Linked DNA regions of Mus musculus: region 2 is linked to region 1. The links are chromatin contacts, found by Hi-C or POLR2A ChIA-PET in ENCODE. All regions are on one chromosome and are shown on one strand. The core of a region is the stretch at or near the end of the contact, and the rest is flanking DNA. Distances in the headings are between cores, read along the strand shown.

Region 1 (5,294 bases), core at 1,813-4,312:
CCGAGTCTTCTCTGTGGTCCGATGCCTGAGGTGGGCAGTGTGGTCTAGGATACCAACCACTGTGGAAACACACTTGTACCTTATTCAAGGAGCTACGCCCAGAACAGACATGTCCTTGGAACAAACCCAGGAAGGGGGCTTTCCTACCTCCCCGGACTCAGGCCTCACCCCACTGTGTCACCAGAAGCCCTGGCCTTCCTACTCCTTCAAGGAGATCATCCACTCCAGCAAACACTGACTCCTCTTACAAAATATACTCAAGCCCCGCTATGAGGTGTCAGCTGATCAAGCAGGCGCGGCTGGGGGTGAAGTGGGGGAGCACCCCATGTGTCTCTCTCTGTTCGGAAGCTCAGAGACAGCTCCTGTGGCTCACCATGTGTTAGGGGCTCAGATGTGATGAGAATTTGTACCCCAAACAAGAAAAGGGCACATGGGGGCTGTATATGAGCTGGTGTGTTTACTTTGGCAGTGGCATACATGTGCCCGCACACTCACACATTACACACCTGCTACCCCAGGGGGCTGGTTAAGGTTGCTCAGGCAAGTGATGTGCTATTTTTTCCTCCTTGAAGAGGAACACCCCTCAGACAGAATACAGCATTCATCTATACTCCCATAAAAGTACTTATCAGAAAATAACAAAACAAAAAATACCCAACACAATTTTACTCAAATTTTTTACTAAAGCGGAGCCTGCAATTATCCACCCGCCTGCCTGAATTCTAATGATAGTGCAGTGTCCCGAGATGCCACCCCCGGGGATGCCGAGGCCTGGAAGCTTTTCTAGGTGATTCTGCCATGATCTCACGGTGCAGGCCTAGCTTGCTTAGTTGTCTACTCTGCCAGACACAAATCTCAGGTGTCCCCTGAGCTTGGTAGCAAGTGTGGAGGACCTCACCAGCAAGGTCCAGGCCATCAAGAGACCTGAGAAGCGAAGCGACTCCAACAGAGCCTGCACACCCATGCTGAGTGACTCACAAGGGATGAGGCAGCCCACTTCTCCCCCCCCCCCCCCCCCCGCCACAGGATGCTCCCCTGCACCCGCAGAGCAGGTGACCCAGTTCAGCCTCAAAGCCAAGGCTTTGTCTTCCTGCTCAAGGGCTGTGACAAAGGCTTGGCCTGCATCCTCTGCAGCCTGCAGCTTCCACATGCTGAAGGATCTGTGTCCTCTTGCAAATGCTGCTGCAGGAGGACAAGCAATGCAGCCAAGGGCAGAGGAATGGCTTCCTGCCTCCCTCACCCCATGGCCTTATGAAAACCACTGTAAGACCCCAGACCATCCGAATCACTCACTTGCACAAACTGGGCCAATGTAAACTTGTGCAGTCCCTGGGTACAAGAGTTTATGACTTAAGGGTCAAGCTGCCTTCCAGGCTCTCATAGGTTTTGGGGACTTGCACGACTCTCTAGGGATTCAGGGAGTGGAATGGAAGTAGTCTATGTATACAGGTGACAGGGCTAGTGTCCATCACCTTGCAGATGACAGGAGCAGGGGCTGCCCCAAGGTGCTGGCAGTTAGGCCACAGCATGTGACATGTCCTTCCAAAGCATCTGTCACATGACAGGTACCATCTGTGAGTGTTACAGGTGATAAGCTGTTTAATTCCAAAAATGCCCAAGAGGCAGAGGTAGCAAGCTGGTGGCTGGGGACAGGAGGGATGGCCCACCTTTGATCCCAGAGACACTCAGGGTGTGGTTCCAACGACTTCCAGCACCTGGAAGCCAGGGCAGCAGGCCTCATAGGACAAGTTGAAGTGATATTTTGTAGTCAGTCTCTGCAAGTAACTCTCATTTCCTGTCCCTTTTTCTAGAGATAAGAAGGCAGAGATTCTCCGCCCACTCCAATTACCTTCTCCTCCCCCAGTTTGCCACCCTCGAGCCCCCCCACCTGCTCCCTGGCAGAGGTGACTCATAACCCAGGGGGTTGGGGTGGCAAACAAGAGGAGCCAACAAGCAGGGGACAGGAGGGGCGTGGGTGGCTCCCAGCCCTGCCAGCTGCAGGCTGTCATGGGAGGACACTGGGTGGGACAGAGGAGGGGCAAGAAGAGGAAGATGCAAGTTCCAATTTCACAAGAGGGCTCCCTTCTTGCACTCCCTGTGGCCCTGGGCATCTGCAATTCCGGGACCGAGCTCATGCCAGCTGTACAGGTCATGTCCCACATGCAGTATGGCTTGGGATAACTGATACTCCTGTGTTGGCCCTCATTTGCCTGATGGGAACAATGACAGTGCCTGATGCCAAAGGACTGTGCTTGACTGAACTCTGAAGTGTGTAGAGGGCACACCCACACCTGATGCAGGCAGGTTCATGGCGTTTCCTCCACTCATCAGTGGGCACTACCCTCACCCCAGAGAGGTTGCCAGTGATCACTGAGAGCCTCTCCGTTCTGTAGGAAGACTCAGGACCTGTGAGGGAACTTCAGAGATAATGCACTCCAAGTAGGAAGGGCCTAGGGACATGGACCCTGTAAGTGGGGACAGCGGTGGGTCCCTGCTCAAACCACCCTTGCTCACGTACATGGGCAGGAAGTTGGGAAATGGCTGACCATGGCTTCCTGAGCTAAATCAGTTATCCCATGGCAGGATACTGGATGAGGGAAGTTCCTGATGGCCAGGGCATGTCATGTCACAGGATTCTCTCCCTCCTCAGTGAGCAGCAATGGGACCCAGATTACCCATAAGGCTTTGGCTGAGTGTCCAGTAAACTATAGGTCGTTACAAGGCCCAGTGAGGGCCTCAGTCTCTCCCCATTCAAGGGGTAGCAAAGATGCCACATCCACCATTGCTGGTCCTGTTCAAAATCAACAAAGGCCACCACAGAGAAGGGCTCTCCATCCAGCCTGAATCTCCTTCTGATCACTTAGGGAGCTGGGCACATGCCTAGCCAGTGCTCCCGATTGCTGTCTTTGCCTTCGGCACATGGAAAGACCTGTTCCAAAGGAACTGGCTCAGCTTGCTCTCTTTCTCATCCCTCTCAGCCACATACATCCTGCAGGGCCTGGGGGTCAGCTATCGTAAGTCTCAAAGGGCTCAGAACAGCCACTTCACATAACGCCCCAGCCCACACACTTCAATCCCAGGTCCCAACCATCTATACGTTTAACATCAGGATTTCACACTCTCAAGGGCCATGCGTATGCATGCCAAGGAATCCAATTGCCAACTCTGCATCAGTGAGCTGCCAGCCTGGAGACTGTGGGATGCCCTGCTGGCTGTAGCTTCACCAGCACCCTGTAGACCTGGGTGGGTACCAGGAAAGACAAAAAAGTGAGTTCAAATCTAAGGACCGGTGCAAGCTAGCCCAGGGCCAGTAGAGAGGCCTTGAAACTCCAATCTTAGATTTTTCCAAAGACAGGGAGCTGATTGGGTGGGGGATGGTTTTTGAAGGAAGACTGTCACCCGGGCGAAATCCTGCCTGAGCAGAGCTTTGCCACATTCCCCGGGCTAGTTTGCATGGAGACAAACTCGCCCAGGCCCACCCTGGTCAGCCTAGGCTATGCAGGCTTGCAGTGGGGTCTGCCTACCCAGTGGGATAGCTTGGGGCACAGCTGGTACAGAAGCTGAAAGTGGGTCAGGGACAGAGACTAACTAGTTCTTATGAGAGACAAGTGGCTCTTGTGGGTGAGCAAAGACCACTCCCCCACACAACCCACACAGTCCCTCAGGGGAAAGGCTTCTGTCTGCGCAACACTGGCTTTGGGCAGACCGGGAGAGCTCCTGGATTCCTTCCAGTAGGAGTTCTCCAAGGGTGCCCTCCAAGGGCATCATGGGAGGTAGCAAGCACCTGACAGTGGAAGTGACAATGAGATGGGCGCTGGAGGAGGACACTCGGACTTCTGTCTAATCCCTAGGACCAGAGATGGCAAGGATTTCCAGTCAGGCCCACACGCAAAGCTGAAGGCTGTCAGGCCAGAGAAGTGGAAAGAGGTGACTCTCACTGTGGCTTTCTGTACATGTTTTGTTTTAAGACAGCATCACGGCAACCAGCAATTAACCTGACAGCACCAGCCGGCAGCCACGAGGAGAGACATCTGTGTGCGTGTCCCACAGCTGCCTGCCACCCCTCTGGCATCAAGAAAGGAAGCAGGGCTCCCAAGGGACCCTGACCACCTGCATGGAACATACAGTTATCCCTAAGAATTGCCACCCACACCAGAGTGGAGGGCCTCTGAACTATTTCCCAATTCGTCAGCGATGGCGGGCGTTCTGGGGCTGCACGGTGAGGACACTATCTTCCCTCCACAGGGTCCACTTGTCCTTCAGCTGATGTGCCACTCCCAGGGCCCTCTGCAGACGCGAGAACCTTCTGTGCACTCGTGGGTGCAGCTCCACTTCGAAGCAGAGATGTTGCTTGGCAATCCTGCTCTCTCATTGCCAAGCTGGCAGCTGAAGCAAGGTCGTGGGGTGAGGCCTAACATTGGGGTCAGTGCTGTGTACTGCCATAATAGAGAAACTAGGGAAGTCCTCACATGCTCAACCATGTGTCCCCCCACCCCCCAGCTCGGTCTCTAGGGATAGGACAGTGACTCTCTCCATATCCACCCCCCACCCGGAGAGGGCACAGCTCTTGTTCATTCTTGCAAGCTACATAATTATGCAAACATTCCCCTGCGGACACCTGGGTCACCAATCCTGGCTATCACACAGCCTGCCTCCCCCAGGCCTGCTGATTCATGGTGCTCTGAGAGCAGACTCGGAGACCTGCACGCATGCTCTTCCATGGTCTCTGAGAGCGTGTGACTGCAGCTTTTGGGTCATCTCATCTGACCAGTGTCAGCTCTTGTGCTGGTCATGCCCATTGCCCTGGAACAGGACTCCTACATCCCTGGCTGTGAACAGGAAGGGATCAAAGTGAAGGGCCTGGACTCCGAGGTCTCAGCTTTGTCAATCACTGTTCTTACACAGGCCATGGTTTGAACAGCTGTCCCCTCCCCCAGCTCTAGGGCCATTAGTCTACACCTGGGGTGATGTCTCCCCACACACAGTTCCCAGAGCAGCCCACCTCTTCAGATACCATGAAAAAATCCTCCAGTGACAGCGGGTGAGCTTTGTGCTGGAGACTAAGCATCATATCGCACAGTCATGGGACAGAGCAAAAGCTTTGGAGGTCAGTGGCCTCAAGAGTACAAGACTCACTCTGTGGCCCTACACGGTAAGTCACAGGCCACCTCAAGGCTCAGGCTACATTCCTGCCACAGTTCCTGGGCATGGTGGCCTGTGCCTAACCTCTGCCTCCCAACTGTACCCACCACATCCTTCTTGGCCTTTCCAGAGACTTCAAATACTGCCCAGAT
Region 2 (5,424 bases), core at 1,697-4,196, 160 kb after region 1:
TAAACATTTTAAACATTAAAGAAAATAAAAAGCACTTACTTAGCAAGGAAAAAAAGAAAAAGCAAAGTAAAAAGATAAAATGAAGAAACATTAAAATAACTTTTAAAGATGAAGTTCTGTATATTATTATTATTCTAATCCTCTCATATACAACTCTTTAAAAATAAAGTAGAAAATAGAACCCCAACATAAAAAATGAAGAGACAAGAAAAATGACTCCTGAACATGAAGTGATAGGCATGTATCTTCACACAAAATAAAAACTATTTCTAGGTTCTTTTTTCTTTCTGACTGTCCTGACCTATGTAAACCAGGGTGGCCTTGAAACTCAGAGACCCACCTGCCTCTGCTTCCTAAATGCTCATTCCCAAAAAGAACCTCCCCACTTGTTTCAGTTTTGAGATAGTATATCCCATAGCCCAAGTAAGCATAGTAATTACTATGTAGCCATAGAAATTATTATATAGCCAAAGCTGAACATAATTTCAAATCCTCCTGTCTCTGCCCTCTCAGGGATTACAGATGTGCAGTACCACGGCTAGCTATTAAAATAAATATTAAAACATCAGTGTGCACTACCTCCCAAATAAATCTAATTCAAATCCTAACTACCCACCCGGTGACTGACCAACTCCAGGAACTGGGCCTCTCATAACATTATGGCAAGGATACAACCCTGTACAGCTATCAGAAGGGATTTGGACAGCACTACCTTGTCATCAGCACCCCACTCCTGGGAATTCATCTTAAGAATACATTCCCCCCAAATTAAAACAACACACAGTATGAAGTTATCACTGTTATAACACATGTCCCAGCAAAACACTGGAACAACATGTAAACTGCCCTGCATAGAAAGCTGGCTGGTCATTTTGCCATGCACTGCACACATTATTACACGGGGCCAATGCTACAGTCATAGGAACAGACCTCCAGTGAGGGAGGATTGCCAGAGCCTGTGGTCAGCTGAAAAGTCAAATGTTGAGAACATAGAGAGTATATGATTTTTTTTATAAGAAACAAAAATAAGAAAAAGCTTGTGCATATATGGATGCTGTATTATTTACCTCTGAAGGGGGGAAAAGACAGAAATTCACCAGAATTCACTAAAACTCAAAAGGTGTTCTCTAACTTGAAATGCCAGGGTGAAAGAGAAACCTAGGGAGGCCCACCCGGATGGAGGGGTGGGGGAAGGATTGTGGGAGGGAGTAACTGGGAGGGAGGCAGTGAGAGGGATGTAAAGTGAATAAGTAAAATAATAAAATTTAATTTAAAAAAAGAAACTGTTCTCTAGAGAGCAAGAGGCAGAAAGAATGTAAAGCAACAAATGTGAACTCACACTTTGAAATGTTTTTACTTGTGAACTCCAAAAGTGATTTACATATTCAAAAAGTAAAGAACAACAAAAACCTCCAAAGTGTTACAATGGTAGAAATGAACCTGACAGTGTGTGAAATCGAAACCCAATGCTATCACGGATGGATGGACAGCAGATGCTGTCACGGATGGATGGACGGACAGCAGATACTCATATGCTCAGCTTAGCCGGCACACTCACTTTCATTGCTCCCGCTCCCTATGGCCTGTCTAGCTGGGAAGCTGTAGCTCATCTCCTAGCTCTGTAGGTAAATAGTTCCTTAGAAGCTGGGTTACAGGGTCCCAAATGCAAAAACTTGCAAAACTATTTAACACAGAGCCAAATTTATCAAAAATCTGTAGTACTTCCTCCTCACAATACCTCACAGCAAAGTACAAGGTAGCCAGCAGCCTGTTAGCACACTCCAAGTCTGCTCTTCCAGCACAACATGGAAACGGGTACCCATGTGGGAAGTGAGGAGCTTGAAACCTTCACGGCACTAACAACACTCTGCCACATGGTCATTTTAAACACCTAGCACAATTTTGGAAATTGAATTATAACTGCAAATATCTGTGTTGGGGATGGATTGTGAGGGTATCAGGAGACCTCTTATGGACAGAAGTGTCTGGAGCCAAGTAGGTACAAGGGTACACTCAGGCCCAGGCAGGGCAAACAGGTCCACATCACAGCTACCCCATTTCCAGGAAACATTTTAAACTCTTATTGTTCTAATTTTCCTTAACCTTATTTCTAAAGAAATGCTCAAATTCTCATAATCATTTGTAGTCAGCCACCATTCCCCCATAACTCCATTGGAAAAAAAGTTGCAAGACTAGAGATCAAGACAGCTGGAGCAAGATTATCCAGCAAAACTCTTCCCACCCACAGGCCCGGCTGATGAAGCAGAACACTATGCAGTCATTCTAGAAAATGCAGCCAGTAACTACCCACCAAGGCTAGTGAGGAGGAGGAGCAGCAGCAGCAGGAACTGACACTGGCTAACAACTACAGAAAGGGGAAATTTTCAACTACAAGAGACAAAGGAGCGGCAGGAGAGTCCTTTAGCTCTGTGGAGCTCTAGCAGCAGCTAACAGGAAGCTCTGGGTAAGCCAAGCAGGGGGTGGGGGTAGGGAGAACACAGTGAACTGCTGCTACCCAGGACCACCAGGTTACAAAGTCCCCAAGAGGAGAGCACATGACCAGCCCACTGATGCAGACCCCTGCAGGTCACAGGAAGAGAGCACTGGCCTCCCAAGGAGAAGACTCTAGTCTGCACTTTGATGGGTTTGGCCACCTACTGAAGGCTGAAGGGAGTCCTAGTATGTTTCCTTCTCTGCATTCAACAGACCAGAGATGCAAGAAAATTGCCTGAGGTCTTCCCTAGATCCCAATAGCAGACAGTACTGCCACTAAGAGACCAGAATCCACAACCCTAGTGAAGAACGGGTAGATGAAAAACAAACACTAGGCAGCAGAAGGCGCTGGAAGGAGGTGAGTCCTTTCCAACGCACACACAGCACAGCACAGCACAGCGGTTCCACCCGCAGATCAGTGGGGTTTGCTTTCAGAGGCAGACTGTGCCCAGACACAATCAGCTGCTCATTTAACTCTGGGACAGCACAACACCCACTCTAAAACTCCCACTCGTGGGTGGCCAGGAAGAACCCTTCCTTTGTCTCGTCCTGACTTGAACTGCATGAGAACTCAAGGGAACAAAGAGCCAGTAAGTCAGAAGCTCCTGACCGCCCTAACAGAGCCAGTGGAGACTGGGCAGAGGGCTTGGGCTGAGCTGACACCCTCAGCCTCATTGCCTCAAGACTCTGAAACAAACGTTTACTCATTCCACATTGGTTGAATCCAATAAACAAACCCAACACATCTGTGAAACTGAGCACATATACATCCTAAGGTTATAGCTGAACTCACAAGGCTGAAGACAATACGAGGTAAAAGGAAACAGCGATAAGAAAGCGCAGGGTGAGGTGTAGGTAGGAGAGGCTGCTACAGGCCTCAACAGCTTCGCAAAATGTCTGAAGCAGGGCCCGACACCCAGTTTCTCCCCTAATTGGGAGGGATGTTCATGGCACACCATATGCTAGAGCATATCTACTATGAAAAGGGAAAGAAAGCCAGCAACCTCCATGGACAGCAACCTCCAGACAGATCTCTAAAGGGAAAAGCAGCTCCTCACCCTGTGGCAGGTTCTCAGGAAGATCCCAAAAAGGCACTGTCTTGAAAGGAGGTGACAGCTCCATCCATGCATGTTACTACCCCAAAGACCTTCCAGGAGAACAAGCTATGGAGGTGGAGAACAGTAATATTGATATCCTAATCCGGTATATACGTGGGTGGGTGTTAGCTTTACACACACACAAATACAAATTTAAAAATACATATATCAGAAACAGCTTTCAAGTAATGATACAAAGAAAGACAACAGTGTCCTCTTCCTCAGGAAACAGCAACCAGAAGCTGCACTGGCGGGAGGGCCCCAAGGGGCCCAGGATTAGGAGACTGAAGTGTCCTCAGTGAATTTGGCAGTGGTCTTAGACGCAGCTTCGGTTACCCATTAAAAAAATCTGACATCACTTGACTTTTCCTGGGTGCATCCCTAAATAATGAGGTTCTGAGGATTCTGACAGCACAGCTGTTTATTGTGTGCTAATTTATGTATTAATTATAAGTCGTGGGTTTCATTGTGGCATTTCCACACTTGTAGAGTGTCCACTGATCAAGTTCAACTCCCATTGTCCCTGCTTGTCCAGCCCACTCCTGCTGAACCCTTCTTCCTCTCTAGTCCTCCTACCTTCACATCTTTATTAATAATTCCATTTGTTTATTTTGGGTCTTCGTTCCCTGTTAGCCCTGGTTGTCCTAGAACTCACTCTGTAGACCAGGCTGGCCTTCAACTCTGCAATCCGCCTGCCTCTGCCTCATGAGTGTTGGGATTAAAGGCATGTGCCACCACTGCGCAGCTAATTTTTTCTTTTTTAATTATTTGTATGGATGTGTGCAATGTTGAGGCCAGAAGGTAATTTGTGGGGGTTGGTTCTCTTCTTCTACTTTGGATCCTAGGTATTAAATTGTCAGATTGTCAGACTTCTGCAAGTGCTTTTAGCTGAGCCATCCTGCCGGCGGGCCCTATTGTTTTTTAAATGACCCACATGAATCACAGAAGGAGCGGAAGTGAGGGGTTCATAAGCAGATGAGCACCTGACCAGCAGGGTGCACTACTACACTGGAGGGAGCACCTTTCCCTCTCCCAGCAACAGCTGCCTGTATATAACTCCTCAAGGGTAGGAGGACCTCAGGAGCTTCCCTCCTCCACGGTGGATGCTATTGGGGTCAGTCTTGTGTAAGTAGCCACAGCTGTCGGGGTTTTCGGGCATGCAGTAGCCATGTTATGGCTGGAAGTCAGCATTCCACAGGACTGAGCCCATTTCTTCACCTCTGACTTTTTTCTCCTTTTGATTCCCTCAGTGTTCCCTGAGGGGTGTAGAAATGTCTCCTTTGTGGCTGAGGACTCAACTCTTATTCTCTCCACTTTGACCAGTGATGGGCTTCTTTCTTGAGGTAATTGGGTTGTGTAATTGGTTTGGGGTCTTTGGGGGTTTTTTTTGGGGGGGGAGGTGTTTGGGTTGTGTTTTTGTTTTTGGGTTTTGTTTTGGTTTTTGGTTTTTTTTTTTTTTTTGGTTTTTTAAGACAGGGTTTCTCGGTTTAGCCCAGGCTGGCCTCGAACTCAGAACTCTCTCTGCCTCTGCCTCTGCCTCCCAAGTGCTGGGATTAAAGGCGTGCGCCACCACTGCCCGGCCAAAAAGAGAGTTATATCCGTGAGTTTTGTCTGCTGTTTGTGTGTGTGTGTGTGTGTGTATGTATTTTTCCCTGGAACTGGAATTACAAATGGTTGTTAGCCACTGTTTGGGCACTAAGATTGGACCTGAGTCCTCTAGAAGGGTAGCTAGTGCTCTTAAACCTCCAAGCCACCTCTGCAGCCCATGGCTTTGCTTCTTTACACTCAAAGCCATCACATTCATTTCTCCCCTCTTGATTCCATCCTCTGCTCC

The links. A loop is a pair of places that touch in the nucleus more often than their neighbours do. ChIA-PET counts read pairs that join two places held with the same protein, here RNA polymerase II (POLR2A).
Region 2: a map of v-Abl transformed pro-B cells shows a loop between it and region 1 (2.3-fold over the local background). The contact joins two enhancer-like sites. A Hi-C loop is called at or near these places in 4 of 37 maps with a recorded cell type or tissue (Patski, adrenal gland, gastrocnemius and 1 more). POLR2A ChIA-PET finds 5 or more read pairs at or near these places in 4 of 5 experiments (Patski and embryonic stem cell).

Annotation. Positions count from the first base shown.
Region 1 is chr11:6,016,850-6,022,143 of GRCm38, forward strand. All of the region lies in intron 2 of Camk2b (calcium/calmodulin-dependent protein kinase II, beta), which reads right to left. Among named protein-coding and RNA genes, the nearest start is that of Camk2b, 46 kb to the right of the region's middle. Within about 2 kb of position 3,063, at least 1 of the 3 ENCODE cell types and tissues checked has a DNase peak (open chromatin) inside an H3K27ac peak, as active enhancers do.
Region 2 is chr11:6,176,468-6,181,891 of GRCm38, forward strand. The region is part of intron 2 of Nudcd3 (NudC domain containing 3); the gene reads right to left. Among named protein-coding and RNA genes, the nearest start is that of Nudcd3, 21 kb to the right of the region's middle. Within about 2 kb of position 2,947, at least 1 of the 3 ENCODE cell types and tissues checked has a DNase peak (open chromatin) inside an H3K27ac peak, as active enhancers do.